Linked DNA regions of Homo sapiens: all the other regions are linked to region 3. Evidence: chromatin contacts called from ENCODE Hi-C data. All regions are on one chromosome and are shown on one strand. Each heading gives the region's core, a stretch centred on a gene start or an enhancer-like site at or near the end of the contact. The rest is flanking DNA. Distances are from core to core; before and after follow the strand shown.

Region 1 (3,592 bases), core at 1,005-3,504, 3.1 Mb after region 3:
CCTGGTGACTGGAATATAAGAGCAATTCCGAAACACTGACATCCAGGAGTTCAAGCAACAGACAGCGTGATGGCACATTTGGAGAAAAGTGGATTGTAAACACTCCATACAAAGTCACTAGAAAAAGAAATTATAATACTTTAAAAATCAGACTCAGAGTAAGTCACTACTAAAGTAGGTAACTGCAGTACAAATTTGAGATAGTCTAGATAAGGATAACTTTGATGAGCAAGCTTCCACTGTAATTTATTTTTCCCATGAATAAGATCTTTTGGCAATTGGGTTATTTTAATAAAAATAAGATGAGACAGCCTACAACAGCTGATTACCATTCACAGATACTAAATATGGTACAATTATTCAATTTGTGTTTCACCAAGTACTCATTGGTGATGAACACGAACTTGGAGTGCCAAGCAAAAATGATTAAAAGTAAAAAACCTAAATATAAATAAATAAAACTTACTGTTGCATCATGAGGTCCTTTAAAAAAAAAGAAATTTTTAAAAGTAAAAACCCAAATATTAAGTAACTCTTTTAAAAGGAATGTCACAATGCGCAAAAACCAAACTAAACATTGCTTCTTCATCCAAAACAGCAGTCTAGGTCTGCCACGGTGGCTCATGCCCGTGATCCCAGCATTCTGAGAGACCGAGGCAGGAGGACTGCTTGAGCCCAGGAGTTTGGAGACCAGCCTGGGTAACAAAAGGGGACCTCTTCTCTACAAAAAATTAGCCAGGCTTGGTGCTACGTGCCTGTAGTCCCAGCTACCTGGGAGGCTGAGGTAGGAGCATGGCTTTAGGAGGAATTGGAGGCTGGAGTGAACTGTGATCTCGCCATTGTACTCCAGCCTGGGTGACAGAGTAAGAACTTGTCTCAAAAAAAAAAACTAAAACAAAAATAAACAGCTCTCTATAATCTAAATACTAACAAAGAGATTAAGACTTTTCGGATGAAATTTTAATCTTGCAGAGATCAGGCAAGTCCCTAGGCTTGCAAAATTTTTCCCTTTTCAATACCAAGGTTATAGTAACAGACCATTTAGTAAACTAAAAAAATGTAGCACTAGTGTTAATTCTTCTCCAAAATGATATTATAAAAAAACTCACTCTTCAAATTAACTATGCATCATACTTGCTAGGAAATAAGACTTTTCTTTAATAACCAAAGCTATAACTAATGATAAGCTTTCTGTCGTGTAATGAAAATGAAACCTTTTCACAGATCAATCATCAGTGATCATTACATATCTTACATTCTGAGTATCTGATTCTTGAAACAGTCTCAAGAGAGCAAAGGTATAGTGTTCCTAAATTTCACACTTCTATAAAGGCTCCCATGGAATAGTGCATCATTTCTTCCAAATCCGTACTAAAGATATAATAGGTGAGCTATACGAGTTACTAGCATTGATGTCACAAGGCCCAGACGTAGTTCCCATTTTCTACTGGTATGCAAAGATTCAAAAATTTCCACACAAGACACGACAATCTAGCAAAGACATGCCTCCTCTCACTAGAAAAGATATTTCTGTATGCTAATGAATGCGGCATTCTCCGATGAGACTCGAAGCAAGACAATTTACTGAGCATCTATGTGACACCTGGCAAAGCAGACCACCAACTCCACTATACCGCAGACAGTAATAAAGTGAAAGGGGAAAGGGGCCTGGATGGGGTGATAAAGAGGGCTAAACCCGCTTCTCCCGCAGAAGGGGAGGAAGATGGAACGCCAGACAGCGAGAGGAAGAGTGTGCTCGGACTGTGACCTGGGCAAGAAGAGAAAGGAGACAGCGGCAATTACCGATGTTTCTGTGACCCTGCAACTGTTCCAGCGCCGCCCTCTCTTTGCGGAAACCATACTCGGCGGCAGAGGCCGCAGCCCCGGTGGTTCCTGGCGGCAAGAACTGCTTGAGGGCGCCGGGGGGCGAGCCAGGGTTGCCGCAGCAGCGAACCCGATACACCGAGGCGGAGGAGCCGCTACCCAGACGGCTCTGTACCTGCCACAGCCGCCCGAAGGCCTCCAGAAAACGCGGCGGCTCCGCGCCCCAGGCGCAGCCGGATCCCGCCATCGGTGTGGGTTAAGGGCACGGACACGGGAGCTGACGCGACGCCTGAGGCAGGCCGGCCGGGCCCGCGGTCACATCTCCGCCAGCCGGACCAGCGGCTCCGCAGGGAGGGACCTGCAGCCGCCTCACCGACTCCCGGGACTTCAAGCAGCCATGACACCGGAAGCCGTGGTGCACCCGAGTCCCAGAAGCCGGAAATGGAGGAAGAGCCTATCATACAGGCCGAAGGAGGGGGGGCTCAGAAGGGGCGGGGCCTAGAAGAGATTAGACGCGCTAGGTTTGGAAAAAAGAACCGAGAATAAGAAGTAACCTTAATTATTGAGTATCTACCATTCCAGGCCCAGTGTTAACCGCTTTCACATAGACCTGAAGCCAAAACTGGTCCTTTTTCTTGTTGAGGCACCTCACCTTACCTCACCACTAGGAACCCGAAAAATAAAACCCGGCCTACATTTCTCATAGAAAGGATCCCAAGGAAAACACCCCAGGAACAAAAAGAGAGTTTACCATCACCTCCAGGTCCACGGTCACCAGAACCCATGATTCTGGAAGCCTAGACCTTTGTTCTTCTTTTAGATGTAAACCGAAAATACAATTCTAAGCCCCCCGTGTCGCCAACCATCGGAATGGACTTTCTCCCAGGCCAGGGCACTCTAAAATTCTGGTTCAGTCCATGACGGGAAGTGGGGGTCCGACTAGCCTCATACCTCTCCGGTTAAGGTCAACACAGACCTTCGGTCTGGTAAGAAACATTTACAATCTATTTTCTTGGAAGCCTGGTACCTGGAGGCTTCATCTGCATGACAAAACTTTGGTCTCCACAAGTTCTTATGACAACCCAGACATTCCTTTCTATTGATAACTCTTTCAACCAATTGCCAATTAGAAAAATTTTAAATCTACCTATAACCTGGAAGGACCCATTTCTCCCCCCACCAATTCCCGCTTCGAGTTTTCCCACCTTTCTGGGCCAAATCAATGTATTTCTTAAATATATTTGATTGAAGTCTCATGTCTCCCAAAATGTATAAAACCAAGCTGCACCCCAACCACCTTGGGTACATGTTCTCAGGATCTCCTGAGGGCTGTGTCACAGACCATGGTCACTCATAGTTGGCTCAGAATAAATCTCTTCAAATATTTTACAGAGTTTAACTCTTTTTATCAACATAGTCCACCTTGCCTATGGCTCCCTCATCAAAAAGCATTCACCCTGGGCAAACACGGATCTGTTCCAAATTTTTATTTTTCATTTATTTATTCAATTATTTTATTCATTCAGCAAACGTTTATTGAGTAACAAATGTAGCAAATAGGCATCTCAATCCACAAACTCGAGTGTGTAAGAAATGTAGCCTTCTTTACTTTTCAGTCATTCAACCTTTTCTATTTCAAGATCTATTCTGATTGTGTGGCAAAAACTTAGTATCAGACAATAGGCCCTATCTTCTTTTCTTCAGGTTTTGTGTAAGTTCCCAGCCAGATGAGATGGTTCATGTAGTGCTAAGTGGAAAGTTTGAGGAG
Region 2 (3,316 bases), core at 638-3,137, 3.1 Mb after region 3:
ATTCATCTATTATATTTATTTGAGGCAGATATAAGCACCTTCATGCCACAAAAATAGTAGCATGTTTCCCATTAACGATGTTTAGAGGCACGTGTAATGGTAAGCAGCAATTAACAGAAGAGTTAAAAGATATGGATTTTTATTTTGACAACCGAAATCTGAAAAAGTTGAAAATCTGCTCGAGAAATTATGACAAAACTTGGTACATGCCCACAGCCTAATCCATCTGCATCAAAATATATGAAAAATTTGGTAATAATCTACCATTATCAAATATATTTTTATTAGAATTTAAATACCAGTATTAAAGAAATCCAGTATTTCTCCCTCCTTTTCTGGCTTCCCCCACCCAGCCCCTATCTCTGCTGGTATACGTATGCCCTCGAAATGAATAAGTAAACCTCTTAAAGCTTTTGAAAAACAGTATCAGAGTTGAGACATAACCACCAACTGAATCCTATAAATGCTTGGCAGCACAGCCTATGAAGTCTTTCTTTGCTCCAGCTAAGTGAGCCAACTGACTAACCGTGAAGGAATAGACAACTGCCTTGAGTTTCCGGCGAACTCTTGGATCCACACCCAGTGAATTTCACCTAAAAGTCCTTAAACTTTTGCAATACCAAATGACACACACATATGATCATAATCCTATTACCTGATTTCAGATTTCATAAACCATGTAGAAGTAAGTGTAGCACAGCGACAGGCCAAAGTTCAAGCAGCCATATGTTCAGCATACGTGTGCTCAGCCCTCCAATACCATCCTTCTGCTTGGCCAAGAGAGGGGAAACCCAGAAATTTCAATTCTCTCTCACTACCAGTATCATGGCAAACCAAACCAAAAAAAAGAAAGAAAAAAGTGGCAAGCAAACAGGTTTTGTCCCACTGTCCTGTCCTCCAAATGTATCCCCTGTCTTTGTCAGACCTCTCAAATCTTTTCCTCATATATTCAAGACACACCAACTCGCTTCCACCTGACAGTGCCAACGATCTCCTGTCCCACTACAGGCCCCCACACTTGGTATAACTGTCCACAAGGCCCTAGCCTGAGAGCCTCGAGGTCTCTACTGCCCACCCGGGAGAGGCCCCACTCCCAACCCCACACGCCTACACGACCCCCTCGGACTCAGACACTGGCCCAGACCTCCTCCCACAACGCCCCCAGTCCATCTGGGGCGCGCTCATTCCATCCCTGGCCCCGCCATCCACCCGGCTGCCCAGCCCACACACCCTCTCGCGGGGTGGCGGAGGATGGGGTGCGACTGCGGGGCGCACGGGCTGGGGTGTGTGTCTGCGGGCGAGCGGGAGGCTCCTCGGCGTGTGCTCGGCTGCCCGCGCTGTGCACGTTCGTGCGACGCGTGTCCACGTCTGAGCGCGTGGCCGTGTGTGCGGTGGGGCCAGGCCCTCCGCCCGCCCGGGTCCCGAGCCCCGCCGTCTCCTCGCTGGGCTGGGAGCCCCTCACCTTTCTCGGCGCGACCGCAGCTACGACCGTCTCCAGCTCCTTCCGCGCGGCCACTCATCGGCGTCCCGCGCTCGCTCCGAATATATACCCTCATCCGGGGGGCCGCGGCGGCGGGGCGGGCCGGGAGCGGGGGCCAAGTGGAGCGCCAGCCCCGGCCACCCCGCCCCTCTCGCCACGACTAGTGGCTGCCGACGCCTGAAGGAGTGGAAGCCGACCGCCCAGACACGTCAGCGCCGGGAGCACAGACGACGACGCGGACGCGGAGGCGGCCGCGGCCCGGGGCGCCGGGGCGGGGCTAGGGATGGGGGCCGGGCATGAAAGGAGTAACCCACCGGGCCGGGGCGGGGCCTAGTGCGTCACTCATTCTCTGGCCCAATGGGAATAGTTCTGGAGCGCAGTCGGCTGGCGTCCCGGTCCCTCCTGCGCACTAACTGAGGGTGAAGGATGTCGGTTGGGTCTGCTAGGAGGGGCCAGGAGCCGGCCGGCAGAGAGCGGCTCGTGGGTCCCAGGACCCCTGACGTCCCTAGGTTGTACTGGGAGGTGCGAGCCCGAGGCTCTTAGTCGGCCCAGCGGCACGGGGCACAAGCGGGCCACAGAGATGGGCAGGGAGCTGTGTCCCCAGGGTGGCGGATTTCCGAGCCACCCACGCGGGTGGTTGGGAAAGGGCGGTGGATTTTCCTGCGGAGAAACTTTCAGGGCGGGCCTGGCGCGCTCTCTGACCTTGGGCTAGTTATTTTGTGTGCAGTTCACAAGATGCCTGGCCGGGCTCCAAACTCGCTCTCTGTTTGGTTGTGTTTTGGCTCCCAAGAAGGCGAAGCCAGGCCTTTTTTCTTTTGCACAAACAGACAGGAAAGGAGAGAGGAAATGCAAGCAAAGGTAGTAGGTAACCTAAGGTAGTATAAGCCCGGGGTCATCTTTGTGAGTTTGCAGACTTAACGTCGCTAGGCCTCAGTACTCTGCAGAAAGATGGTGGAGGACCTAGATGACCTCCCAGGCCATTCCAGGACCAGTGTTTACAGTCCTGTTACATAACCTAGTGTGGGTGTGCACACACAGGTTATTATATGTTCAGCACTGTGCCCTTGGAAGCTATGTTTACATTTAAAGTTGTGTTGCATTTTGCAGCTTTTGCAAGAAGTGGAATATGTTGAAATACGAAAATACCTAGATTTAACATACCACCTATCATAAAGAGATTCAGGCGCCTTTCTTCTACTTTCTTGGGTGCAAAGGCCTTTTCATTCCCTTTACCAATTGCATAATCACCCACTGCCTCAAGTAACAACAGAAAAACTTAAACTTGGTAAGTAATGCTGGTAGATTTACATTCAGGAGATTGAATACTCTCCATCTCTCATGATCCTAGAACTTCCTTCGTTTCTTTGAAAGAAGAATAGTGTAGTGATTGGTTTATAGTGTAGTGATTGGTTTCTTAATCATGGGATCTGAAGACAATTTCAGCTTTATTGCTTGTGATCTTTGGCAAGCTACTTGTGCTATCAGTTTTCTCATCTATAAAAAACAGACAATAAAGATGAAAATGCCATTTGGTGGTTGTATTAAACCAATCGATATAAATGAAGTATGTAAAACAGTAAACACTAAATAACCTTTAGTTATTATTTATTATTGAGCACTTATTAATTCAAACTAGGAGACCCAGATTCAAAATCAGTCTACGCTTACTAACTGTGTGACTTTGGGTAAGTCATTTAACCACTCCAAACTCCAATGTCCTTTTATGAAATGAAGCTAATACCTATTTCACATGGGTATAGTAAAAAATGAGAAAGAACCTAAGATAATGTCTGGAATATTATAGGCATTCTATAAGTCATAGATGAATGACTGAGT
Region 3 (3,064 bases), core at 53-2,552:
TCTATTTTATATGTTAGTTTTAACTCCTTAAATTCATCTCCTATGAGAATAAACATTCTTGATCTGACTCAATGTGCTCTCTGAATTCACTGAAATAAAATATAGCCTGTAACTCTGACCAATAACCTGGGGTGCCTCCCAGAACTGCTGGCTCCAGGTGATCTACAGATTTCCCAAGAGAAGCGCTGCAGCTCCTACCCACCAGCAATCTAAAATCTGCAGCAATTCCGCAGGACCACACCTAGGCCCAACAGCACATACCTGCAGAGCCGGAAGCGCCTTCCCCTCCAGGGCATCTCCTGTCCCCAGGGAAGGAATTAAAGTTCTAACCCCTGCCTCTCCTTCTACCCATCCTAGTATCTGCTTTTCCTTTACCTCGTCTTCCACACTTACTTGCCCCCGACGCTATTATGTAGCTTGTAAACTCGTGACTCTCAAGGAAAGTATCAGCAGAAGCCACAACTTCGGGGAATGACTCACTAAGGAGTCTCCAGCGCCTTCCACCGCCCTGCAACTGCCCCACTACTGTAGCCCTACGGCTCCGTGCTGCCACCCCACATAAAGAAGGGGCATTTTCTGAAATCCAAGGAAGAACCTGAAGAGTCCCCCACCCGCCTAGAGGCGTCTCTTGCTCTAAGTCAGCGGTAGGAAATGACCACCTTCCCAGTACAAATGGACAAACGATTCTAAGAGGCAGGAGGAAAACAAACACAATTCCTTCAGAGGCTCTCCCGACCGTCCCTAGCAACACATCCCCACCGCAGCGGGTGCATTGCTCACAGGCCACTTCTGAAACCAGTGTTACTGATCAGGCCTGCACAACCACTCCCCCGGCAGTGTCCGGCTCGCCATCCTCTGCGCCGGAACAGCAGAGGGCAAGGTCGGGTGGTCTCCGGAAGGCAGAAAGGTGCCCCCAGACTGCAGAGCCCGGGGACAGCAGGAGAGGAAAGGAAGGAATGGAGGAAGGGTTGACCTTGAGAATTTTCCTGAGTTACACATAAATAGGTCGGGCCTCGCTTAGACGCTCCCAACCCACTCCACCAGGGAAAAGATGCAAGGCAAGGGGAGAGCAGAGAGGGTGGAAATTCAGATCGCTAATTTACTGATAAGGGTGGGGGGAGGTTAGAGACAGCGGGTCTCTATTCAGCTCGCATAGGCTGAAATATGGGAGTGCCCTGCGCAAAGGCTGAAGTGCCCCCGGCGGCCCGGTGCTCGTGGCTGCCCGCAGGTGCTAGCACTCACCTGGATCACCTTCGAACAGCTGGAGCAGAACAAAACTGCGCAGCGCGGTGTGGGTGCGGCGCCCTCGCCTGGGGCGGGGCTAGATGAGGCCAGAAGCAGGCCCCGCCCCAGCCGACCAGCGCGCGGCCACGCCCCCAAGGCGGGGCTCCTGGCGCTGGCGCGCGCTGTCTAAGTTGCCAACTCAGGGCCACTGGTTGGGAGGTGGAGGCCTAATTTTCTTCCTGCTCATGGTCGTCCAGCGATTTACTCCTCTCATTCTCAAAAACATATATCTACTCCCCCAGGTGCCTTCGTGGCCATCTTCCTAAACTGTCCCAGCCAGGTCATACCTCCCGGATTGGGTTTGCAGAACAGTGGGACGTGAATAATTTGTCCCCAGCAGAGCCACCGTAGCGGTTTTAGGCGCTCTGCTGTAAGGGCGAAGCACGGGCATGCAAGGCGCGTGCGCGAAAGTAGCCGCGCCTCAATCGATGTGTCCCTGAGGCGCGTAGCTGGGGCGTGGGCGGCGCTTGGTGTCCCAGGTTGCTACACTCCCGAAGTGAATGGATTTATCGCTGTTAGGGCCTTTTTGTTTAGGGCCTAACAAATATTGTTAGTTTTGCCGAGAGCTGGCGCCGAGCCCTGCCCTCGTGGTGGGCCGTACCCACGCCCCCTGAGCGCGGAGTCGCGTGGCTCCGGAGTTTTGTTTTTTTGAAAGGAGTCTCCCAATTGTCCGTGGAGTTTTTTTTGCGGCACATGGAGTCTCTGCCTTCGCGACCCAGACCTTTGATGTGAACACCTGCTCCCGTTACGCTCGGGTCCAGCGTCCGGGGCGGGGCTCGAGGCCGGGTGGAGGAGGGGTGGGGGCGGGGGTCTTGGTCTTGGGTGAGACCTGCAGATACGGTCGGGCTGAAGGAGTAGAACTGGCTTCTAAATGCCGGAAAATCCGAAGGAACTGACTGCAGAAGGCACGTTTCCAATTTTCGCGTGTTTTAAGTGCACCCTCCCGCCACCTCTCCTCTGGACATCCCTCATCCTTTTGAAGATTGCCACACCTGGGCCCCTCCTAGAGTCTCCTCTTTGGAGGATTCCTCACCTCCGAGAGAATGCTTAGGAACCCACCTGAATGATTCCAAGTTAAGGTGTGGAAAGGCAGAAATCTAGATTTTTGAAGGCTCTAGGTTATGTGTGTGTTTCTTTTTATTGGGTTGTCATATTTGCACATCTAGAGGTACTTTGAGAGCTCATTAAATCTTTACTGTTGCTGTTTCAGCAATTTCCAACCATTCTCATACTTTCTGTCATGTTGGGTTTCTGTCATGTTGGATGTAGAGAGGGCTTTGTTTTGCTTGAACATTGAAAGGAAGTAAGTTAGGGAGACAGTTTTGCATTATTGAGGCAAGTTTCTCCACTTGCTGGCTGTTCTACGTAAGAAGTCATTCCAAGGTGGTGGAAGGGATGATTCAAAAATCAGGAGCGGGGATGCACCTTGCACCCTCATTTTACACCGGAGACTGCAGTCTCAAAAAAAATTTGGCCTCTTCTTTGCCAGTTATCTCTGACCACAGACAAGTACTTAACCACTGAGGACCTTCTTTTAAAAATCTTATTACAAAAGCAGTATTCCTTTATATTAGAATTTTCGGAGATACAGAAAAGCCCACAAAAAAATTACATACACACACAATAGAATCATACTGTATATTCTGTTTTGTGGTCTGCTCTGTTCACTTCATAAAATGTAAACCCTTTTTTTGCTTTTCATTTCTTTTTCTTTTCTTTTGATACATAAACCAGAGTGTCACTTTATTGATTTGCAACTGGGAACCTAAGTATGTTGTGG
Region 4 (3,501 bases), core at 936-3,435, 3.9 Mb before region 3:
AAGAAAACATCTACCCAATTCAAGGACAATTACTGTTTATACCCAACCTCATTGCCTATGTGATTTATACCAAGGAAAAGTTACAGAAGCAGTGATTTACAGATTAACGTGGTTCAGGTACCCAAGCCTCAGGGAAGGGATGGAAAGCTGTTTTTGTTATTGTTGTTTTGTTTTTTGAGACGAGTACTCGCGAGTCTCGCTCTCCGCTCACTGCAACCTCCGCCTCCTGGGTTCAAGTGGCTCTCCTGCCTCTGCCTCCCAAGTAGCTGGGACTACAGGCGTGCATGCCACTATGCCCGGCTAATTTTTGCATTTTTAGTAGAGACGTGTTTTCGCCATGTTGGCCTGGCTGGTCTGAGACTCCTGACCTCAAGTGATCCGCCCGTCTCGGCCTCCCAAAGTGCTGGGATTACAGGAGTGAGCCACCGTGACCAGCCAGAAAGCTATTTTTAATAAGTAGGCTTCTCTTTCCGAGGCCTCTCTGGCTTGCTTTCTCTTTCTTTCTTCTCTTCTACTAAAGCACTGAATGTAAATACAAAGCGATTGTCAAGAAGACCACCTGTTTTCTCTCTGTAGTCCTGATAAGAAGGGTTGGAGTTTAGGGGACTAGACAATTGAATAATATCGATTAGCAGTCCTCAAACATTTTGGTCTTAGGACCCTTGTTAGAGGTGCCCCAAAAATCTGTTGGGTTTTGTGGGTTATACTTATTGAAAATTGCCATATGGTAATAAATTAAACCTGGAAAGTCTTACAAACACAAGAATATACAAGCACGTATTCTCTCATCCTATAAAGCGATGATGTCATCAGACATTATATAGCCTCTGGAGTGGAAAAGGAAATAAAGACTTAGCATGGTTATGAAAATAGATTTGAGCTCGTGGAACCTCTGAAAGGGTCCCAAGGACCCCCAGGGCTTCCTCGACCACACTTTGAGACTCATTGAGATATGTAAATACTGCCAGTTGTATTTCTTCACAGATTAATCAACTCACAGATTTGGGTGCATTCATTTGTGCAGTCTTAGAAACAAATCTTTCCCTTTACCAGTATCTTATTCCATCTGGTAGACTCATTTCTGCTGCTGATGCTTGAAAAAAGTGTCATTTGCTACCACAGGAGGAAAACGGTGCTAGATGGATCATAACATACAGAAAAGCAAGATAGTTCCAAAATGTTTCCAAGAGCTTCTGGCAGGATCTGTCATTCTACAAATACTGCACAGGAAAAATTGCTTTAAATGCTGCATCTTTGCAGTAGAAAGATTAGGATTGAGCCAGGCTGTGAGTCAGGCAGAAAAAGGCACACAGAGGGGGATGAAAGAAAGCACTGGAGAGTCTTGTCATGCTTTGCCCTTGAAAACTATGCCAAGACCTCTTTTGTGTTTTTAAATGAAGAAATCCATCATGTTTTGTGATTGCTGTAATGACTCAGGATCTTCCACCTTCCTTTTAACTATAAACCGTAGCGTAGTTAGGTGTTTGTTTTCTTTGTATCATGCTTGCAAAAAGTGACGAAATAAAGTTAAAACCCTTTAACTGGGACTCCATTACGGTTCTGCTGTTCAGTGACCAGCTTGTTCATTATTCTCACAATATTATCTACTTTCTTCATTTCAGTCTGTCTCTTAGATCCTGGGCTTCTGATGTCTTTCCATGGCGGATGAATACAATTTAAAACACGAAAGCTGCTGGAGGAAAGGTTTAACGTTCCCCCTCCCCAAGGTGAAATCTTTGCCTGGCCTCAGTCACTAAGTCTCTCAGGAGCGGAAACTGAATGGACATTCCGGAGACGGTGAATAAGAATGATAAACGGTGGTTGGGGAGAACAGCGCGTTTCTTCCAGCGGAGGACTAGGCCCACAGGACGCATTCCCAACAGATGAGCGGAGCCGACAGCAAGTGTGCCACGAACGCCAGCTGGCCGCCTCACTAGAGAGAGCTCCGCCGCAAGCCGCCGCTTTTGGAGTGGAGTTCCACATGTCCTCCGCGCTTGAGCCCTGGGACGTCAGAGGCCTGGCGTGCTGCCACCGCCCCAGTTCACGTCGTGTGACCCACGACCAATGGAAGAGCAGGCAAGTATTCCCGGCGTCCGCTGTGATTGGTTCCCGGAGTGGAGGCGGTGGCAGAGGGTGGGCCTTAGGACGGGTCTCCCTTAAACTGGGCGATCAGGCAGCGACCCTAGAGGCGTCTGTAGGGTAAAGCTGGGGGTTCTGTAGCCGGAGGCGGCGGCGAGTCCAGAACGTCCTGGCCTTACAGGGAGAAGGCGTCACTCGCGGTTACAAGTGCCTGACCCTCACTCCAGTTGGCGGAGGAGGAGAAGGAAGGGGCCGGGCCGGGTCCCCTCCCCTCGCGCCCCGGATGGATGTGCCCGGCCCGGTGTCTCGGCGGGCGGCGGCGGCGGCGGCCACTGTGCTCCTGCGGACCGCTCGGGTCCGTCGCGAATGCTGGTTCTTGCCGACCGCGCTGCTCTGCGCCTACGGCTTCTTCGCCAGCCTCAGGCCGTCCGAGCCCTTCCTGACCCCGTACCTGCTGGGGCCGGACAAGAACCTGACCGAGAGGGAGGTACGCGCGGCGGACGCGGGGCGCGGGAAGGGCGGGCGACCGGCCTGCGGGTGGGCAGCGGAGGAAGAGAGGACCGAGAAAAGCGCTCGAGCCATTCTCGGCAGAGATTTCTGATTTTGCCAGTTGGAGGTCGGCTTCGTGCTCTTCTTTGTGTTCATGATTTTCTGTTTTCTTCGGCTCTGTAGGACGAGTCTCCTGCGAAGGGCTCAGAACACGCGTCCAGAGGCCCCGTGCCTTGTGCGTCAGGCAGTATGCTGATCGTGTTGTAATGTGGCTTAGCGTGACTGCCCAGACTGGTCCAGCAGTTCCTGCTGGGGGCGAGGGGGCAATATTTTGACAAAGAAGTGAAAACAGCAAAGTGTACTTTGGACACGGCTTAGTAAATATTCATTGACTGAAAGTAGGCAACCACTGCTTTTCTGAAAGGATCTTCCCTCTACCTCCTTCACCTGCTTCCTGTCCATACCTTACTTTGTTTGCATTTGGCAGAATGGGTGGGCTTAATCAAGTAAGGACAGGACAGAAGTACAGAACATCTTAATTTGTCTTGATTTTTAATTGGGTGAGGTTGTGTCCAAGGATATCCTGCCCCTCTCTACCTTAAGACCAACCTCCAGGGATAAAGGCAGATGGTGAAACATAATTGACTTTTAATTATAGTGTTTCTTGTATTGCGAATTGTTGCTTCACAGATGTTAGTTTTGCTTCTCAGATACAAGGTGATGTCTTTGAAGGCCTTCTGTGATGTTCAGGGTAATTGAGAGCACGTAGTCCATCATCAAGAGTTTCTTGCTGATTGATTTTTTCCCTAGATGAGGGCTTACAAATAAAGTACTTCAGAAGCGCATAGTGTACTTTAGAAATGTGCTGACCTATTTAAGTGCATGGTCAAAACCAGCACTTGATTTTTGCAGAAGAAAGACAATATATAAACT

What was found. A loop is a pair of places that touch in the nucleus more often than their neighbours do. Pooled maps may share reads with other maps.
Region 1: a loop to region 3 is called in a map of CD8-positive, alpha-beta T cell, with 34 times the contacts of the local background. The contact joins the promoter of UHMK1 here to the promoter of MGST3 in region 3. A Hi-C loop is called at or near these places in 2 of 168 maps with a recorded cell type or tissue (CD8-positive, alpha-beta T cell and naive thymus-derived CD4-positive, alpha-beta T cell) and 8 of 50 pooled maps.
Region 2: a map of naive thymus-derived CD4-positive, alpha-beta T cell shows a loop between it and region 3 (18-fold over the local background). The contact joins the promoter of UAP1-DT here to the promoter of MGST3 in region 3. A Hi-C loop is called at or near these places in 1 of 168 maps with a recorded cell type or tissue (naive thymus-derived CD4-positive, alpha-beta T cell), 1 of 37 single-sample maps with no recorded cell type and 12 of 50 pooled maps.
Region 4: a loop to region 3 is called in a map of sigmoid colon, with 6 times the contacts of the local background. The contact joins the promoter of SLC19A2 here to the promoter of MGST3 in region 3. A Hi-C loop is called at or near these places in 1 of 168 maps with a recorded cell type or tissue (sigmoid colon) and 11 of 50 pooled maps.

What each region holds. Positions count from the first base shown.
Region 1 is chr1:162,496,480-162,500,071 of GRCh38, reverse strand. It overlaps UHMK1 (U2AF homology motif kinase 1), which reads right to left and starts at 2,254. Exons shown (of 8, transcript NM_175866.5): 1 at 1,804-2,254; 2 at 1-117. The coding sequence starts at 2,071. RefSeq lists enhancers at 1,517-2,017, 2,204-2,283, 2,018-2,518.
Region 2 is chr1:162,559,924-162,563,239 of GRCh38, reverse strand. It overlaps UAP1-DT (UAP1 divergent transcript), which reads left to right and starts at 1,887. Exons shown (of 3, transcript XR_426859.4): 1 at 1,887-2,002; 2 at 2,588-2,765. UAP1 (UDP-N-acetylglucosamine pyrophosphorylase 1) reads right to left here and starts at 1,518. Exons shown (of 11, transcript NM_001324116.5): 1 at 1,463-1,518. RefSeq lists a silencer at 1,030-1,929.
Region 3 is chr1:165,629,472-165,632,535 of GRCh38, reverse strand. MGST3 (microsomal glutathione S-transferase 3) reads right to left here and starts at 1,302. Exons shown (of 6, transcript NM_004528.4): 1 at 1,243-1,302. RefSeq lists enhancers at 628-797, 1,851-2,381 and a silencer at 1,228-1,467.
Region 4 is chr1:169,484,628-169,488,128 of GRCh38, reverse strand. SLC19A2 (solute carrier family 19 member 2) reads left to right here and starts at 2,185. Exons shown (of 6, transcript NM_006996.3): 1 at 2,185-2,566. The coding sequence starts at 2,363. RefSeq lists enhancers at 1,751-1,820, 1,128-2,048, 1,831-2,080, 1,884-2,178, 2,721-2,780 and a silencer at 2,361-2,540.